2 separate regions of the Homo sapiens genome follow, and region 1 is linked to region 2. Evidence: read pairs that join two places in POLR2A ChIA-PET (ENCODE). Cell type or tissue: PC-9. All regions are shown on one strand. Each heading gives the region's core, and the rest is flanking DNA. Links, peaks and the distances in the headings are about the cores only.

Region 1 (5,259 bases), core at 1-5,000, 170 kb before region 2:
TGGCACCTTCCCCTTCTCTTTCTCCTGCTCTGGCCATGTAAGACATACCTCCTTCCTCTTTGCCTTCCACCATGATTGTATATTTCCTGAGACCTCTCCAGCCATGCTTCCCGTACAGCCTGTGAGCAAAATAAGTGTTACTGTCTTAAGCTACTGTTTTGGGATGTTTTGGAAACAGTGAAACATGATCGAAACAGGTTCTGAGAACTCGAAACTAGATGCTGCTATAATGAAACCTAAAACATGGGTATTGCTTCTGGGACTAGTTGGTGGGCAGAAGTTGGAAGGGGCTGAAAGAGATTTTTAGTAGAAGCTTGGTAGACCTTGAGGAGGCTATTGGTAGATTGTTACTGAAAACTGGAGAAAGGGATCCTTGTTATGTAGTGGCAGAAAGTTTAGCAAGATTGTCACCTACAGTGACGTGGAAAATACAAATATACCTAATAAACTGGTAGATTGGGCTAAGAAAAATTCTAACCAGAATGTTGAAAATGCCAGGGAGTTTCTTTTAGTCATATATAATAAGTGTGTAGGGAGAATGAATTTTAAAAAAAGGAACTGTTACATTTTCAGGAAAATTTTAAGATAATCTATTAAAGATCCAAGATGTTACATTCAAATATAAAACTATTTCTCTTTGTCAGTCTCTCCATAGAGCAGGGGATTCTCAAATTAAGAAAAGGTGTCAGCTCAAAGATCAAACTCAAAAGCCAAAGACCTTTTGTTTGTACCTTAGAAAGATATAAGGTAATGTCTCATAAGCCCTTTGAAACAGAGTTCCTCTAAGGATCTAAGCATATGCTAGGCATATTCTCTCAGTAAACAATGAGTCTTCTAATAATTTTAAGGTTATGTGGTCCCATCACAGCCTTACAGGGATCTCAGGTAGAGAATGGCTTATGTCAAAGAGATTCTTGTCTAATGGAGTATTCCCCAATAAGAATCACAGGAAGTCCTGGAATTTTAAACAGAATTGTACAATCATATTTTGCCAGCTTGAACTTAAAGGAACAGAAATAGTATTAAATGAAAAGAGGTCCAAGAACCAAGAACCTGGAGGGAAGACCCAAGAGCAGTAGGGAATCCAGGCAGTAGGACTGAGACCTAAAAAAAGACCTGCTTGTGTTTGCTGTCTGGATATCAGAGTTGCTATGAGCCAATGACTGTTATGTGCTCTCATTTTCCTCTATTTAAAACAAGAGTGTCTGTAGTGGCTGTCCTATGTATACTTTACCATTGAATATTGCGTATGTAGGTTGCAAATAACTTGTCTCTTAGTTTACAAGTCTTCAGATTGAGAGGATAAATACATAAGAAATCTCACTTGAAGAGCTTCATCTGTACCTGCAACTGAGCCTTCTAAGAAGAGAATGTAGGAGTGTATCTTGCATGTATATATAAATAATCTGCAGCCAGTAAGTGGACTTTAGAATTTTAAAACATGTCTACAATTTTTAAAAACATTTTTCTTAATACAGATGAAGTCTAATTCCTATCCCCTTGAATATGGGGTGACCTTAATAATTCACTTTTTAAAAATAGAGTGGGATGGAAGTGAGGCTACATTAATTCCCAGGCTGGGTCTTACACAGTAATACAGTGTCATCTTGGCTCTATCTTGAAATGCTCACTCTCGCACCGCAGCCGCCTTGTGGTGAGGAAGTTCAGGCCACAAGGAACCTCCCAGGGACCCTAGCACTCAGCCCCAGCTGAGCTCCCAGCCAAGAGCCAGCACCAACTTGGCAGGCATGCGAGTGGGCCATTCTGGAAGGGCATGTGCCAGTCCGTCAAGCCTCCCCCTGCTGATACCACATAGGGCAGAGACAAGTCTTCCCAGACAAGCCCTCCTCAAATTTCAAATTTGTTTGCAAAATGAATGTTGTTACTTTAAGCCATCAAATTTGGGGTAATGTGATGCAGATCAATAGTAACAGGAATAATTTCCCTTCACATACATACAATTTTAACTCCATCCTTACAATGCCAATCTGTAGATAAACATTTTATGATAATGAATAAAAATATAGAGAACTAATATGTAGCTGGCATTTATTGATAAATTAATATAGGCTGGGCCCTATTCTATGTGCTTGACATGGGTTAGCTCAGTTTATTCTTACAGCTCTCTGAGGAAAATACTTTTATTATCTTCATTTAATGATAAGAAAATGGAGGCCTGGAGAGATTAGGTAACTTGGCCTGGACCATACAACAAGAGTGCCTAAGCCAGAAGTCCAGACATTCTTGTTCAGGAGTCTATGGTCATTATTCTTTGTGCTTCTTATAACTGGGATCTTCTAACTTTAACTATTTCACTTATCATTAACACCAGACAGCTCTTTGCTTTCAGAACTCCAGCCTTGACCTTCAGTTGACAGAGCTTCTTGTTCTTACTTGGCAAGTCACAGTCTAAATGTTGTCCATAAATATAAGATTTTCTCAGGTCAGGGGTCAGAGAACTATGGCCCATAAGTGAGTTCTGATCTGCCACCTGCTTTTGTAAATAAAGAGTTAAAAAAAAATCCCATAAAACAGCCACATTCGTTAGTTTATATTTTGCTTATGGCTCCTTTTACACTACATGGTGATTTGAACAGTTATGATAGAGACCATAGGGTCCACAAAGCCTGAAATATTACTATTTGGTCCTTTTTAGAAAAGGTTGCTGACCCCTGACTTAGATCACTGAAGATCCCTTTATGCTGAATTCGTGACATGTTATACAAAGGGTGTATATACGTTAGAGCTGTAGACAGACCTGGACTAAAATCCAGCTCTGTTACCTAACTGTGATCCTGGGAGAATCTCTTAATATCTCTGAATCCTAATATTCTCTTTCAAAAAGAGAACGTTAAGACCTCTGTCTTAATTGATACATGCTAAGATATTGACACATAAACAAAATATTATTAATATGTTAAGAAATTTTACCAATCTTTTGTGATTAGGTCAAAATTTAGGGGACCATGTAATCAGAGGCCACAAAATAAAAGATGCTTAATAATAACAACCATTTGTAACTGTTGGGGTATGTGAAGAGAAAACAGGCATAAACTTCCGTTAGGTGTAAGGCAGAGGTGGGAATTGGTCAGTAAAACTCTGACCAATGGAGGTGAAAGTCCAGGTTGTGAATTTCCTTCTATAGTCTGGATTGTAAAAGAAAAATCCTTCAGGCAGAGATAGCTTCATAGGAAACAGTTTTCCAAAAATCAATTTCTGATTGATTAAATGTCAAGATTTGAAGGAAGAACTTCTGGTTGCTTATCGAGCTAAAGGAATAATCCTATTTTCCCCACTATGACTGAATATATTTCTTTGAGAATATGAGTAAATTTAGAATCCCAAAGGTAGAGTGATTTGACCTGATTAGAAGTATTTTTTTTTCCATTTTTGCACCTAGCAGAAGCAGCTGTCAGCAGGTTAGTTATGTTATCATTCCAACCAAAATGGTTTAATATTTTGGCGGTTGGATTTTTTAAAGTTGATTTAAATAGCTGAAATGGCCAGTTGTTTTCAGGTCCTTAGAGAGGTGAGCAGTCACATTCTGGTTTCTTGGGAGAATTAAGAGAACTGTGTTTTGGAAGGGAGATTTTGGGGGCAGTTAGTCTTTTCTGTCATTCTTGCTGGGAGATCTGTCCTTGGTGCGATAGTAATGGAATCTGAGCTCCTCTGAGCTCCCAGGTGAGGCAGGTCATCCGTGCAGATATTCTTGTATATCTGGCTAAGTAGGGGGGTGAACCAGAATAGTGGGAGAGCCTTTGCTCTGATAAATGAATGGTGGGCCTGTCATGCACACAGGGTGTAAGATGAGCAAGGAGATGGATGCTGGGGCTTGATGAGGCAGGTGATGTGGGAAGCAGCTGAAACGCCCAGGAACTGCTGCGCAGATTCTGATTTTCTTCACTTGAGTTTTTTTCTTTCCTTATTTTCACTTGTCACACACATAAAGGGCAGCGAAATGCCAACCTGACCCAATGAAAGGCCTGGAGATATGAAACTGTAAAAGAAGATAATGATTAAGAACATGTGGAGATGACTGGAGACCCTTGATAATTGTGCTTCACTTTCCTGTTTAACCTTTTAACTAGAAAAAGGCATTCATCTAACAGACATGGTCTGCTTAAAGGAAAAAAGAAGGAAAGAAAGAAAAACAAAGAGAAAGAAAGGCAGAAAGAAAGAAAGGAAGAAAGAAAGGACAGAGAAGAAAGAAAGAAAGAAAGAAAGGCACAAAGAAAGGAAGAAAGAAAGGAAAGAGAAGAGAAGAAAGAAAGAAAGAAAGAAAGAAAGAAAGAAAGAAAGAAAGAAAGAAAGAAAAGAAGAAAGAGAAGGAAGGAAGGGAGGGAGGGAGGAAGGAAGGGAGGGAGGAAGGAAGGAAGGGAGGGAGGAAGGAAGGAAGGAAAAAAGAGGGAGAGAAAATAAGTTTTTCTCAAATCATATAGGCACATTTTTTTACATTGTATCACACCAATTTATCAGTTCCTTAAGGAAATCACAGAATCTAAAAGTGGAAATTTCCTTGGAGGTCACTTTGCCCAGATTTGTACTCATGCAGAACTCTTTTATGTAACTACCTCGGTAGGTTCATTGATTCATTCAACAATATTTCTTGAGCATGATCACTAGATATTGATCTAGGCACAGGGCTGAACAAAAGAAACGAACATTTTTGCCTTCATGTAGACCTGCTTATATTCCAGGGCCTATGCTTGATCATTTCCAGTTATTGAGAGCTGTCAGTTTAGATGCAAGTAAATCAGTTCTTAAGTGTTTAACAAACTCTTTTGGAGCAGCATTTTAAGCACTTTACAAATACAGTAGTAACTCATTTAATGCTCACAGTAAGCCTATAAAGTAAACACTACTGTCATCCTACCCCTTCTACAGATGAACAAATTGGGGCACAACGAACTTAAGGAATGCCTTAAGACTGCCACTGGTAAGTAACAGGGGTTAATTAGAACCCCACAGTGAGGGTCTACAGTGAGGACATGGAGTGCAGTGTTCTAGTTAAGAGTCTGCTCTCTTAACCACTAGGCTACACTGCCAACATTTGTTTAGCTTATGTTCATGATTTGGCTCTATTTCTGCTGGTATTGGCATTTCCTTTTGTTTTGTTCTGAGACGGAGTCTCGTTCTGTCGCCCAGGCTGGAGTGCATTGGGGCAATCTCGGCTGACTGCAAGCTCCGCCTCCTGAGTTCACACCATTCTCCTGCCTCCGCCTCCCGAGTAGCTGGGACTACAGGCGCCCGCCACCACGC
Region 2 (5,503 bases), core at 301-5,300:
AACAGGTGAGCTTTCAATAACTGCTGATGTAGGACAAGTAGGACGGGTTGTGTAGTTTATTATCAGTTCTCCAGGAACTCACCACACCCTTGTTTAAAGATAATTTAGAAAATTGGAATGGTGATGAAGGGGATAATTGCTGGGGTGCAAATTACATCAATTTCTACAAACTTGTTGCCAAATTTCAGTTTATTTGGATAAAAAACAACTTGGAGTTGTAATGTTACCAACATGCCTGATAAATCACGTGCTATGTTAAGTATTATAAACATTAAAATGATAAGCCTGCACTTCTCACAAGAAGGCCATCATTAGACTAAATGATAAATTAGAAATGATCCACACCTTGGCCAGTGGCAGAACACAGGCAGAACCCAGGGCAAACCATGTTGTATGAACTTTAACTAATGACAACTTGCACTTGCATTTCATTTAAGAAATTATAGCATCTTCCCACATATTTTCTTTGTTCCTCTCGGTGAAATGTCAAATAATCCCACAGAAACACTTTTTCTCTTTTTCCCACGTTCATAGTGGTGTTCAATAGCTTGGGCTCTTACATCGAATTACCTGATTGTATTCATTGGGTCCTCCATGAAACAGATGATAAAATGGGATAAAATATACAGGGATTTTTTTTTTTTTTTTCAGAGAAAATGCCAGTGTTGGAGAAAATGGGAGAGGAAGCTGGAAAAGCCTGGGGGAGTTATCATCAGTGATACATGTCTGACCCCAGGTGAAGGAGGGAGGGAGGGAAGGTTGGGTTGAAGTGTCCTAGACTATAGTAAAGTCCAGGAGAGATTTGGCAAGGATCTTGAGGAGTTCTTAAAACAAAGTTAGCTGTCAGAGGACCCCGTATTATCAATGAACAAACTTATCATAGTATTCCCAGCAATGGGTTTCAGTGAGCAGTAGCTGGGTCCCTTAATCAATAATGCATCCTGTAGTTGGAAGTCTATGAGGCATAATTTCAAAGGTGCCCCACGGTTTCTATCCTAGCTCCGCCATTAATTGGCTGTTATTCTAGCAAGTTACTCTGCCTCTCTTTAAACCTCATCTTCTTCATTTGTAAAGTGGTAATGCTAGTAGTACCTTCTCTGTGGTGTGGTTTAAATAAGATAAAGAATGTATTGTTGTTTTTCTCTGGGGCACCTGGATCCTGACTGTACCAACTGCTTTCAACTGATTGGTCTGTGTTCAGGCTGAAGTCCTGGGCTGAAATTCATAGATGTTGTGTTCTAAAAGGAAATGCTTACTAATCTCATTCATCAGAAAGAATCTGAAATATTTTATCTTCTGACTTTTGTATATACATCTCTCCTTTTAAAAATGAAACAAATAAACTTACAAAGAACAAAGATATAATAGACTGGGAACAAAATAAACAGCCTCAGGCACATGTGGCACTATACCAGAAGATCTAACATTTGTGTCATTGGGGTGCTAGAAGAAGAGGAGAGAGAGTTTGGGGTTGCTAAAGTACCAGACATAATAGCTGAAAACTTCCAAAATTTGACAAAAGATATAACCTATAGAATCAAGAAACTGGGTTAACCCCAAATAGGATAAACCCAAAGAAATCTATATCTAAAGCACATCATAATCAAACTTCCAAATATTAAAGACTAGGAAGAAGTCTTGAAAGCAGTGACGGAGAAACAACAATTTACCTAAGGAAGAAAAACAGCTCAAATGACAGTGGAGTTCTTATCAGAAAGCATGACAGAAGGAAGTGGTACAACATTTTTCAAGTGCTGAAAGAAAAGAGCTGTCAATGCAGAATTCTGTATCTAGTGAAAATTTCTTTAGAAATGAAAGGGAAATCAAGATATTCTCAGATAAAGGAAAACTAAGAGAATTTTTTTTTTTTTTTTTACCAGCAGGCCTTCTCTAGAAGAATGGCAAAAGGAAGTTCTTTAAACAGAAAGGAAATAATAAAATATGGACCTTCGAATGTTAGGAAGAAAGAGAAAATATGAGAAATGTTTATTTATAAAATGTGTGCAATGAGCAAAAATATGGTTAAAGACAATGGATTGCTTCTTTTCTTGGGTCTTCTAAATCATGTTTGATGGCTGAAGCAAAAATTATAACAGCATCTTATGTGGTTCTAAATGTATACTGAGGAAATATTTAAAACAGTTACATTTTAAGCAGGTAATGAGGGACATACAGCTCAGAAAGGAAGAAATAACACTTCCCCTATTCCCAGATGACATGATTTCCTGTGTAGAAAATGCCATGGAATCTAAGCAAATAAACAAACAAACAAAACAATAAAAGATCCCACTAGAATCAATAAGTGAGTTTAGCAAGTTTGCAGAATACAAAAAAGCACACATGAGAAACATCAGTTGTCTTTCTATATGGTAACAGTGAACACATGAATACCAAAATTAAAAATACAATACCATTTACAATCAACCAAAAAATATGTACTTATGTATACAGGAATTATGTGTTGAAAAATACAAAATGCTGATGAAAGAAATCAAAGAAGAACTAATTAGAGAGAGACATACCATATTTATGCATTGAAATATTGACATAGTGAAGATGTCAGTTCTCTTCAAATTGATATACAGGTTTAACGCAATTCCTATCAAAATCCCAGCAAGAGTTTTGTAGATTGAGACAAGACTATTTCTAAAATTTAGATGAACAAACATAGGAATTAAAATAGCTAAACCAATTTTGAAAAAGAAGAATAAAGTGGGAGAAATCAACTCCCTCATTTTAAGACTTACTATAAAGCTACAGTAATTAAGACTGTACGGTATTGGCAAAGGGCAAACACATAGATCAATGGAACAGACCAGAGAATCAAAAAATAGACCCACAAAAATATGCCCGATTGATTTTTGACAAAGGTGAAAAAGCAATTTAGTGATGGAAAAATAGCATTTTCAACAAATGGTGCTGGAGCAATTGGGCTTTCATGAGCAGAAATATCTTGACCTAGCTCTCGCACCTTATGCAAGAATTAACTCAAAATAGGTAATGGACTTAAATGTAAAACACACAAAAAAGTCAAGTCTTAGACTTGACACCAAAAGCAAAGTCCATAATAGAAAAAAATAGGTAAATTAGATTTAACTAGACCTACTCAAAATTAAGCCTTTTTTTCTGTGAACAACTCTGCTAAGAGGATGGAAAAACTAACTACAAACTTGAAGAAAATAGTTGCAAAGCACATAGCCAACAAAAGATTAGTATGTGGAATAGATAAACAACTTTCAAAAGTTAACAGTAAAAGACAAACATCTAATTAGGAAATTGACAAAAGATATGAAGAGACACCTTACTAAGAAGATACACAGATAGAAATTAAGCACATGACAAGATCTTCAACACCATTAGCCTTTAAATGAAATCAAGACCTCAATGAGATATCACAACACACCTATCTCCTTATATGTCACATGTAAACTCTTAGTCTAATAGAGAAATAAAAGTATGGAACATTTTATAAGATATATAGCATATGATAAAAGACAAGTACATAAGCCAGCACTAAGCCTGTAGTGAGTGTGTACTATTTGCCAGATATCCTATGTGTTTTATCTCAGTTTACCCTGACAATCCCTTGAGGCAGTAATGTAGAAGATACATACTCAATATTTTCTGGTTAAATGAATAAGTAATTTCATCTCTGAATGGTTGAATGAGTGGATGGATGTTTGGAATTGGTAAAGGGTAGAACAATGTAAAACATTTTAAGACATAACACAGGCTGGGCATGGTGACTCATGCCTGTAATCCCAACACTTTAAGAGGTTGAGGCAGGTGGATTGCTTGAGCTCAGGAATTCAAGACCAGCCTGGGCAACATAGTGAAACCCTATCTTTACCAAAAAAATGCAAAAAATTAGCCAGGCATGGTGGTGTGCACCTGTAGTCCCAGCTACTTCAGTGGCTGAGATGGGAGGATCACCTGAGCCAAGGAGGTTGAGGCTGCAGTGAGACATGATCACACCACTGCACTCCAGCCTGGGCAATGAAGTAAGACCCTGAAAAAAAAAAAAAAAGACATAAGGCATTTAGACATATGAGGCTAAGGGAGCTTATTTCAAGAGATTTCTGATCATAATACCAATGCCATAATACCAACTTATAGGACCAGGGAAGAAAGATGCAGGCAAGTCAAACAAAATCAGAAAAATTAGTCACCCCTTGAAGTTGAACATTGTAAACAAGAACTCCTCAAAGTAGTACGCATCCTTGAGAATAGCACATATCTTCTTGGTATAAGTACATGATAAAGACATTTCAGTTAGAACTTTTCTGTTAACTGCTGCATGATCATTTGCAAGGCTATGCATCTTTGATTTCTCAGAAACCTGGCTAACCACCCCTAGGAAATCAGCTATTGTTTCAGGGTAGCAGGGAATCCACAATAAGCTTCCTGACAAGGAAGGCCTCTAATGGAGCTGTGCATCTACTGGCATGACCATTTGCCTGCCTTTGACCCTTGGCAGGGATTTGACCTCCAGCTTGAGGTTTCTATTTCCTAGCTTTTGACCAGGGGTAACCACACTTGACCTCTGGCCTCAGTGTGATCTCTGACTGCCAACCCCCAACTTGGCTTTGATTGTTCTGCACAATCTGTAGTCCCCCAGGGTCCAGAAAAATCTCTTCCACTAGCTCCCACCAGCTGTTACCACCTTTGTTCTCTTTCTCTCCTCTAGTCCTGGCCAACTGAAATCTACAGCCCCTAACAATGGAGGGGCCCCTCCACAGTGCCCTGTGTGCTGTCTCTGATCGATTGCTAATAATTATCATGATAAGTCCTCGTTTTTCAAAATGCTAACCATGCTATGACTTGCAATATCTCATTTAGCACTCAAGAATTCCATGAGGAGGATATTATTTATCCCTGTTTCTGAAGATCAGGACACTGAAGCTCAGCAAAATTGAAAGTAACTTGTCCAGGTTCACATTGCCAGAAAGATTTAGGACCTGTTCTTTTTACTTCAAATCCATTTCCCAAGCTTTCTATTTATTAAAGATCCTCCTTTGGATATCCAATATTGGTTTGGGTACTGAATATCCTCACTGTGAAAAACCTCTGTTTGTTTTAGTTTCAAAAGCTGTTATGTTTTTCAATATACCAGAAAATTCTTGGGCAGACTTTAAATCCTTTCAACCCTCTTATCTAATAAGAGCTGTGACAACCAGTTCTATGAAGTTTTGACCAGCTTTAGCAGGTGCAAGCTGGCATACTTCACCTCAACTTTCTGACAGTCAGCTTTGGATGTTTGTGGGAGTCCACATCACTCACACTTGCACAATCCAAAAGTACTGGGGATCTAATACCCTTGATCACTGTGGGGTGGGAGCCAGTGAATACCACTTCCCCTTATATCATCCAATGGATAGCTCCCAAACACATCTGCTAAGCCTCCTCAAAAGATCCTGCAACAAAGCTGGAAGCATTCCCCTTGAAAACTGGCACAAGACAAGGATGTCCTCTCTCACCACTCCTATTCAACGTAGCATTGGAA

What was found. ChIA-PET counts read pairs that join two places held together with the same protein. Peaks named below come from ENCODE experiments on the same cell type or tissue, not always from the same donor. Only the 100,000 strongest peaks of a DNase experiment are listed, where the experiment ranks them.
Region 1: POLR2A ChIA-PET joins it to region 2 with 15 read pairs; 3 of 35 experiments call an interaction of 5 or more read pairs at or near these places.

The regions. Positions count from the first base shown.
Region 1 is chr12:92,427,772-92,433,030 of GRCh38, reverse strand. It overlaps CLLU1-AS1 (CLLU1 antisense RNA 1), which reads left to right and starts at 32. Exons shown (of 3, transcript NR_144319.2): 1 at 32-121. It overlaps CLLU1 (chronic lymphocytic leukemia up-regulated 1), which reads right to left. Exons shown (of 2, transcript NR_027933.1): 2 at 2,029-3,997. RefSeq lists an enhancer at 1-140. In PC-9, for the core only: no CTCF peak of the experiment used is centred there; no DNase peak of the experiment used is centred there.
Region 2 is chr12:92,255,727-92,261,229 of GRCh38, reverse strand. It overlaps LINC02391 (long intergenic non-protein coding RNA 2391), which reads left to right. Exons shown (of 5, transcript XR_007063404.1): 4 at 652-736; 5 at 1,884-1,967. Among named protein-coding and RNA genes, the nearest start is that of LINC02391, 110 kb to the left of the region's middle. In PC-9, for the core only: no CTCF peak of the experiment used is centred there; no DNase peak of the experiment used is centred there.